2 separate regions of the Homo sapiens genome follow, and region 2 is linked to region 1. The links are chromatin loops, found by intact Hi-C in ENCODE. Cell type or tissue: ascending aorta. All regions are shown on one strand. Region 1 has its middle 2.8 kb from the start of HSPG2. Region 2 has its middle 42 kb from the start of ECE1-AS1.

Region 1 (4,000 bases):
ACAGGCCCACATCATTGCCTACATGCTTACCAGCTTGTTTTTTTTTTTTTTTTTTTTTTTGAGAAGGAGTCTCGCTCTGTCCCCAGGCTGGAGTGCGGTGGTGGGATCTTGGCTCACTGCAACCTCCGCCTCCGGGTTCAAGCAATTCTCCGGCCTCAGCCTCCTGAATAGCTGGGATTACAGGCGTGCCACCACGCCTGGCTAATTTTTGTATTTTTAATAGAGATGGGGTTTTTACCATGTTGGCCAGGCTGGTCTCGAACTCCTGACCTTGTGATCTGCCCGCCTTGCCCTCCCAAAGTGATGGGATTACAGGCATTGAGCCACCGCACCCAGCCTCAGCCTGTATCTTTTACCTGTTCTCACCCACTAATCACAGTGCCTCATAGTGGGCACTGGGTACTGAACTGAGCTGCCCACCCCACCTGCACCATTTTCCATGTAAATCACTCACACACCAACTTTGAGTCACATAAATCACAGCCCCAGAGCCAGAACCACACCAACTCACACACTCAGGCCCAGACAGACAGACCCTGCCAAAGCCCCATCACAGATGCTCGGGTGGGTGGTAAAATCACAGCCCCATGATCTGTCTCTGACCCAACCGCAGGCAGCAAACAGCACCAAGCCCCCAGACCTATTCACTGCCTACTCTTCAGCTCCCCTCTTCTGCCTGAAATTTCCAGGGCAGCCCGAGGCTGATGGGTGGAGAGGAAAACTATGTGTGTGTAGCTTTGAGGAAAACCTTTTGAGTAATGATAGAGGAGGAGAATAAAACTGAAGTTTCCATTGTTTCCTGTGAGAGTTGCTAGGTTCCAGAAACTCATGGCTGGGTTTGCAGCCAGGAGTGAGGTGAGCTGTGGACAGAAGGAAATGCCCAGCTCACTGGGCGGCACCAGGCCTGGCTCCGGAAGCTATGTTCCCTGTGATAGGGGTCCGCAGGCTCCCAAGCACATTGGGGCCTCTCATCCAGGCATCTGGGGGATTGAAAAAACACTGGCATCCTGACCCCCATCCCAGATAGATCCCCTATCTCCAAAAGATATCTCCAAAATATGCCCTGTGGGGCATATTTCTGTGGGACCAGCTCAGAGTTGTAAAGAACAGAAATTGCATCCACGGTAGTCAGGCCAACTGCCTGGCCCCAACCCAGGCTCCAGGCACAGCACTGAATAAGGTCTATCTCTGATCCGCACAGGGAGATAGGGGTGGACAGAGGAGGGACGCCCAATCTTGGCCCTCAGTAAACTCTTAATCTGATAGAGGTGTGGGGAAGAATAGTCCCTGTCCGGGTATTGTTCTCAGTCTGATAGAGAATCCTGCCTCCACCACCTAGCCGTGCAATCTTGAGCACATGATTCAACTTCCATGTCTCAGTCTCTGCATGTAGAAAATGAGAATAACGTTAAGACGTCTCTCTTAGTGTTGTTATGAGAATTAAGATAAATTAATATATTTCTTTTAAAAAACACAGCCATTTCAGACACTTGGTAAGCATGAAATAAGTGGTAGCCATTTCTCTTATTACTATTTCTGGTGTGCTCCCAATCTAAAGAGAGAGACATGACTTGGCCCTTGGGGAGCTGAGGTCTGATAGAGGAGCAGCCTCCACAGCCACCCCAGGGACCTCCCATTTGAGGGGAGAGTACACCAGGTTTGCACTTGGAAACTCCCTGTCCGATGAGAAAGGCTTCAAAACTCCACTGACTTCAGAGCTGGCAGGTGGCCAGCCCTAGTGGCAGGATTTTTCCAAGGCCTTGCCTGTCCATGGATTTGTCAGCATCCGTGACAAATCGCATTTCATGAGCTGCCTCAGTGTCTGTTCCCTACCTCGGGCCCTTTAAGTACCAGAGCTTTGGCTTCTTGGATGATTTGCTCATGAGCAAAGGGGGAAAAAAAGGGAAACAAGCAACCCTTTGTAGATGTTTGGTCAAGACTAACCCAGAGCTATAAGTCTTCCTTCCTCAAAGGGGTTGAGGAAAGAGATGGTAAGGCCGACTAGGGACTGGAAGGAGCTGGGCTGACACGCAGAAAGCAGGAATATATGGCATGTTGAGAAAGTCTTCCAGGGCGGCTCCAGCAGCGGAGGATTGGTCATCCACCTATTTATTCTGTGTCCTCTCCTTCCCACTAAGGGATTTGCCTGGGTCTGTTTTAGTTTGCAGTCCTTGATATCTTTAGCAAATGCTCTCAAGTTGCTTTGTCTAGAGCCTGGCTATCTCCTCATATGGCTAAGAAGAGGAGCAGGCACAAGGCCTTCTGGGCTTGGCAAAACCTTGGAGGCGCCCATAATCTCACTGTATGTACACAGAGTTCAGGGTGCTGGTCACACTCGAGGAGAGAAACAACTCAAGTCTCATACAAGGTTCCCTGGGCACGGAGAGACTACAACAGCTTGGATAGGCAGAAATAGTCAAACAGCTTGACTTCTGAGAATAGGTGTTGGGGGTTCTGGAACCAGCAGCTGGAGTTTGTGGCTTACCTGTCCACTCCTCCAAATTCAGTAGGACTCATCTTCTGGCTTCCACTCCCATTCCAAATCTTTTCTCTGCCTGAGAGCTTATCATTCATCTTAATCACATTCCTTTGTCCATTCATTCATTCATTCAGGGCTGCAGTGGACAGTTGCGCAGGTTGTTCACTGAACAAAGGTGTGCAGCCAAGTGGGTAAATAGGAACTGTAATGGGCCCTGTTGTGGGGCTACATCTGCCCAGAATGGGTACTTTTTTTTTTCTTTTTGAGACAGAATCTTGCTCTGTTGCCCAGGTTGGAGTGCAGTGGCACGATCTCAACTCACTGCAACCTCTGCCTCCTGGGTTCAAGCGATTCTCCTGCCTCAGCCTCCCAAGTAGCTGGGATTACAGGCACATGCCACCACACCTGGCTAATTTTTTGTATTTTTAGTAGAGACAGGGTTTCATCATGTTGGCCAGGCTGGTCTCGAACTCCTGACCTCAAGTGATCCACCCGTCTCGGCCTCCCAAAGTGCTGGGATTACAGGCGTGAGCCACTGCACCCGGCCCAGAATGGGTACTTTTTGCTGATATGAGTGAAGGCACTGTAAGGCTAGCTGTGGCCCTATATTCATTCAATAGTGAAACTAAACACTGCCCACGAGAGTTTCTATGTCCATGTGGGAAAACAAATGCTAATAGAGTAACAATATGTCCTTGGGTGAAAATGAAGAGTCAGAAATTGGTGTGAAAGAGAATTGAGATGGAGGAGAAAAAACAAGAAGATAGTACTGAAGAAGAGGAGGAAGAGGAGGCAGGAGGTGGGTCTAAGCAGGCAGCAAAAGTTCCCATGGAGAGGGCGGGGACCCCACAAGGCCTGGCATGATCTAGTCCTGCCCATCAATCCAGCCACAGCCCTTCCCCACCATAGTCTTTGCAGATGCTGTTCCCTCTCCTAAGTGCTTTTCCCAGTTAACACCCATCCCCCTTCACTCTACTCTCCCTTAAGATTGAGTCCAAACATCACATGACCACAGAAATCTTCTCTGACCTCCCAAGCGAGGTCGTGTTCCCCACCACACTTTCCCACAGCGCCCCCCCCGCCATGCTTTTCTTGTAGCATTTTTGACCATTGTAATTATTTGGAAGATCATTTAATATTATGAGGCATAATGAAGGCAGAGGGCATGAAGGTCTTGTTTCTGTCTTGGTCCCAATTATATCCCCTGTGAAGAGCACAGTGTGTGGCACAGAGTTGGCATTTGGATAATTGTTACTTAAATGAAAGAACAAGACATTAGTTCAAACGTGGCACACAGTGTAAATGTCCCTGTTCTGGTTTGTGCTTGGAACAAAGATAAACCCTGGGGAGCAGGCAAGGCAGTACATTTTATTATTCCCCTCCCTTTCCAGCTGGGAAAACTGAGGCCCAGGGGATGAAGTGGCTTGCCCAGGTCATGCAGTCAGTAAGAGGTAGAACCAGGATTCATGTCCATGTCGGTCTGATTCTACAAACTCCCATTCTCAACCACACCCATTCTGC
Region 2 (4,000 bases), 600 kb before region 1:
GAGCTGCCCAGTTTTTCACCCGGGACCTGCACTTAGTGCCTCCGCCTCCCCCACCCCTATTTGGGCTGAAGGCAGACAGCACAGCTCCAGCCCACCAGAGCCGTGGGGGGGGCGGGGGGGTGGGTGGGTAGTAGTGTGGCCTGGCTAAGGAGTCTCTCAAATATAGTGGGGAAATAAAATAAGTAGCAGAGAGATGGGCCAACCATGGCCCATTCTCATCTTCCCTCCCTAACCGCGTTCATCAGAAAACAGCATATGTGAGGGCCAGCACGCAGCCATTCTTTCCGGTGCTTCAGGAGGTTAGGATGACAGAGCCACGGGCTGGGCGCAGTGGCTCACGCCCATAATCCCAACTTCTTTGGGAGGCCGAGGCAGGCAAATTACTTGAGGTCAGGAGTTCGAGACCAGCCTGGCCAACATGGTGAAACCCCGTCTCTACTAAAAAATACAAAAGTTAGCCAGGCATGGTGGCACCTGCCTGTAATCCCAACTACTTGGGAGGCTGAGGCAGGAGAATTGCTTAAACCCAGGAGGTGGAGGTTGTAGTGAGCTGAGATCGTGCCACTGCACTCCAATCTGGGCAACAGAGCGAGACTCCGTCTCAAAAAAAAAAAAATGACGGAGCCACAAAGGTAATAACAGCTCCCACCTCCCAAGGGCCAACTCCGTGCACCGTCCTGTGAGCTTTACAACCTGTCATAAATTATCAACCACTTTTCACAACACCACTATGAGAAAGGTGCTACCATCATCCCATTTCATAGAGGAGAAAACCGAGGCTCAGAGATGGTCACTCACCAAAGGTCACCCAGCTGGGACTAAGTGACAGAGCTGGGACTACAACCCACATCTGTCTGGCTCCAAAACCTCCATACCTCCATCTTATCTAGAAAGAGTGCTGGATGAGGAGTCTAGAATCAGGGTCTAAGTCCTGCCTCTAACCTGCTGTATAGCCTCAGGTAAGTCTCTTTCCCTTTGTGAGCCTTGGTCTGCCCTATGAGGAAGTTGGCCTAGATGACCTCCAAGTCCCACCTCCTGTGACTCTGTGAGCTCTCATGCCCTCCTCTCTCTGGCTCCCAGCCACCACACCGGAAGCCCAACAGGATGCCGAGTAACCACCCACTGAACACTCAGGGGCGAAGGAAGATGAAGTGCCGCTTTCTCATGGCCATCTTCCACCAGACCAGCCCAGGAAACAAGGAACCACAAAGCCACAGGATTCCCTCCAGCGTGGCCGTGTGAACAGCAGCCCTGGAGCAGAGGGGCTGGGCATCCCCTTGCGGCCATCACTTCCTATGCCCTCACTTCTCGGCAGGGTGTGCGGAAGCGAGGGAGGCAGGCTCCAGCTCAATGCCCTCTGGCTCTGTTTCTCTGGGTCCCCAGGGGCTGGGACGGTGGGAACTGGTCACTCTGGGAGAATCCCAAGCCCACCCCGGAAGGCTGAGTTGAAGTGGAGGTTCAGACAGGTCTGTCTGGCTCCACAGGTAACTTTTGCCCACTGTGCTCTGCTGCCAGCAAGGTCTCGAAGCATCTGGGATGCCTGGCTACCTCTCTCCCATCCCTGAAGTAGCAGCCAAAATCCCAGATCCTGCAGAAACCTACGCCTCCTCAGCCTCAGGACAGACGAATATCCTGAGGCCCGCGCTCCTGCCTCCCTCCTGCCCCCTACAGTCCATGCTCTACACAGCAGCCAAGGTCTTTCCAAACAGAAACCAAGCCCAGTCGCCCCTCAACGTGGGGTCCTCCAGTGGCTTCCCACCACTATTAGAACGAAATGCTGACCCCTGCCCCACAGACAAGGCTGTCCATGGCTTGCCCCTCCAGGCCCACCTCTCCCTAGCCTTCCCTCCACCCTCCACTGCCTCTGCCCGGCCACACCAGCGTTCACCCCCTACATGTGCCAAACTTGCTGTTCCGGCAGCCGGGAACTCTCATCTCCCCCGCCCCCGTCTTTGCCCGGCTGCCCCCTCCTCAACCTTCATGTCCCAGCTCAGACATCACCTCCTTTCCTGGCCGCTCCTCTAGAGCGGCCCCCTCCCCTCACAGCCACTCTCCACCACATCGCCCTGTTTTGTCTCCTTTCTTCTCTCGGAGCGATCCTTCTGGTGGGTGGCTTTGCCTGTTTGGTCTCCAGCTTCCTCCCCTAGAGTGCAGCTCCTTAGGGGCAGGCATGTGACTGCTCCATTCTCTTCTGTCCCCACAATGAGGCAGGGCCTCCTTGGGTGCTCACAACCCTGAAGATGAGGACGCTGCAGCCCTGAGAGGTGGATTGAGCCGCCCAAAGTCCCAGAGCCAGGGAATAGCAGGGTTCAGACCGAGGGCGACCTGATGCCAAGCCTCAGTGGGTGGGGGGCTCTCACGGCTGGGGGCCTACTCTGGAGGGCTCTCACCCAGGGTGGACAGAGTCGCAGTGAGGCTCTTAGGGCGGGTACCAAGAATGAAGGGCCCACCAGCTTTCCCAAATGGTCCTTCTGCAAGCTACAGGCCAGCTGAGCTCCTGCCTGGGGTGGGTGAGACCCTGGGGGTGAAGAGGCACCAAACACCAGGAGCAAAGGCTCCCAAATGAGGGAGACCACAGACACAGGGAGCTGGGAAGCTTCGACCCACCCAGTGCTTGACGGAAGGGGAAAGTGAGGACTATGGAGGGGAAGGGACTTGCCTGAGGTCACACAGCCAATCAGTGGGTCTCCAGGGAGGGAGGCCCTTCCCTACCCTGCAGAACAGCAGGCGAAGCCCAAAGCCCAGGGTCTGGGCAGAGTGCCAGCCCAGAACTGCCAGGCCCTGGGGGCAGGGGCAGGGCTACAGAGTGAATCTGGGGCATTAAGACAAAGAAAGGACTCAAATTTCTTCCTTCTTTCAAAAAACACTTGAGACAGGCAGTGTCTCATACCTGTAATCCCAGCACCATGGAAGGCTAAGGTGGATGAATCACTTGAGCCCAGGAGTTCAATACCAGCCTTGGCAACTAGTGAGACCTTGTCTCTACAAAAAAATATCAGAAAATTAGCTGGGTGTAGTGGTGCACCTGTGGTACCAGCTACTCAGGAGGCTGAGGTGGGAAGATCACTTGAGCCCATAAGTTCAAGGCTGCAGTGAGCTGTGTTCATGCCACTGTACTCCAGCCTGGGTGACAGAGTGAGAGACCCTGTCTCAAAACCAAAACAACAAAAAACATTCACTGAGGCCGGGCGTGGTGGCTCACACCTGTAATCCCAGCACTTTGGGAGGACGAGGTGGGCAGATCACCTGAGGTCAGGAGTTCGAGACCAGGCTGGCCAACATGGTGAAACCCCGTCTCTACTAAAAATACAAAAAATTAGTCGGCTGTGGCCGGGCGCGGTGGCTCACACCTGTAGTAATCCCAGCACTTTCGGAGGCCGAGGTGGGCGGATCACGAGGTCAGGAGATTGAGACCATCCTGGCTAACACAGTGAAACCCTGTCTCAACTAAAAATACAAAAAATTAGCCAAGCGTGGTGGCGGGCACCTGTAGTCCCAGCTACTCAGGAGGCTGAGGCAGGAGAATGGCGTGAACCCAAAAGGTGGAGCTTGCAGTGAGCCGAGATCGCGCCACTGCACTCCAGCTTGGGCGACAGAGCGAGACTCCAGTGTGGGGGACAAAGCGAGACTCCGTCTAAAAAAAAGAAAAAATTTGCCTGGTGTTGTGGCAAACGCCTGTAATCCCAGCTACTTGGGAGGCTGAGACAGGGGCAGGAGAATCGCTTGAACCCAGGAGACAGAGCTTGCAGTGAGCCGAGACTGCACCATTGCACTCCAGCCTGGGCAACAAGAGTGAAAGTCCATCTCAAAAAAACAACAACAAAAAAAGAAAGTTAAACACACATTGCCCCTCTGACCCAGGAGTTGCACTCCTAAGTATGTGCCCCAAAGAAATGAGTGCTGAGGTCTGCAAAGAGTTACATACGAGAATGTCACAGCAGCCTCAAGCTGGAATCAACCCAAATGTCAGCCACGGACATTTACACGTACATCCACCCAA

Evidence for each region. Hi-C counts contacts between places; a loop is a spot of excess contacts. Peaks named below come from ENCODE experiments on the same cell type or tissue, not always from the same donor. Only the 100,000 strongest peaks of a DNase experiment are listed, where the experiment ranks them.
Region 2: a loop joins it to region 1, with 2.2 times the contacts of the local background. A loop is called at or near these places in 2 of 110 quality-filtered maps.

Annotation. Positions count from the first base shown.
Region 1 is chr1:21,938,073-21,942,072 of GRCh38, forward strand. No RefSeq gene overlaps it. Among named protein-coding and RNA genes, the nearest start is that of HSPG2, 2.8 kb to the left of the region's middle. In ascending aorta, a CTCF peak has its summit at 1,755; DNase peaks (open chromatin) are centred at 850 and 1,739; H3K4me3 peaks cover 1,464 bases; H3K27ac peaks cover 4,000 bases.
Region 2 is chr1:21,333,231-21,337,230 of GRCh38, forward strand. It overlaps a transcript of ECE1 not described here. Among named protein-coding and RNA genes, the nearest start is that of ECE1-AS1, 42 kb to the left of the region's middle. RefSeq lists an enhancer at 1,146-1,365. In ascending aorta, a CTCF peak has its summit at 1,665 (motif pointing left); DNase peaks (open chromatin) are centred at 1,141 and 1,641; H3K4me3 peaks cover 2,441 bases; H3K27ac peaks cover 4,000 bases.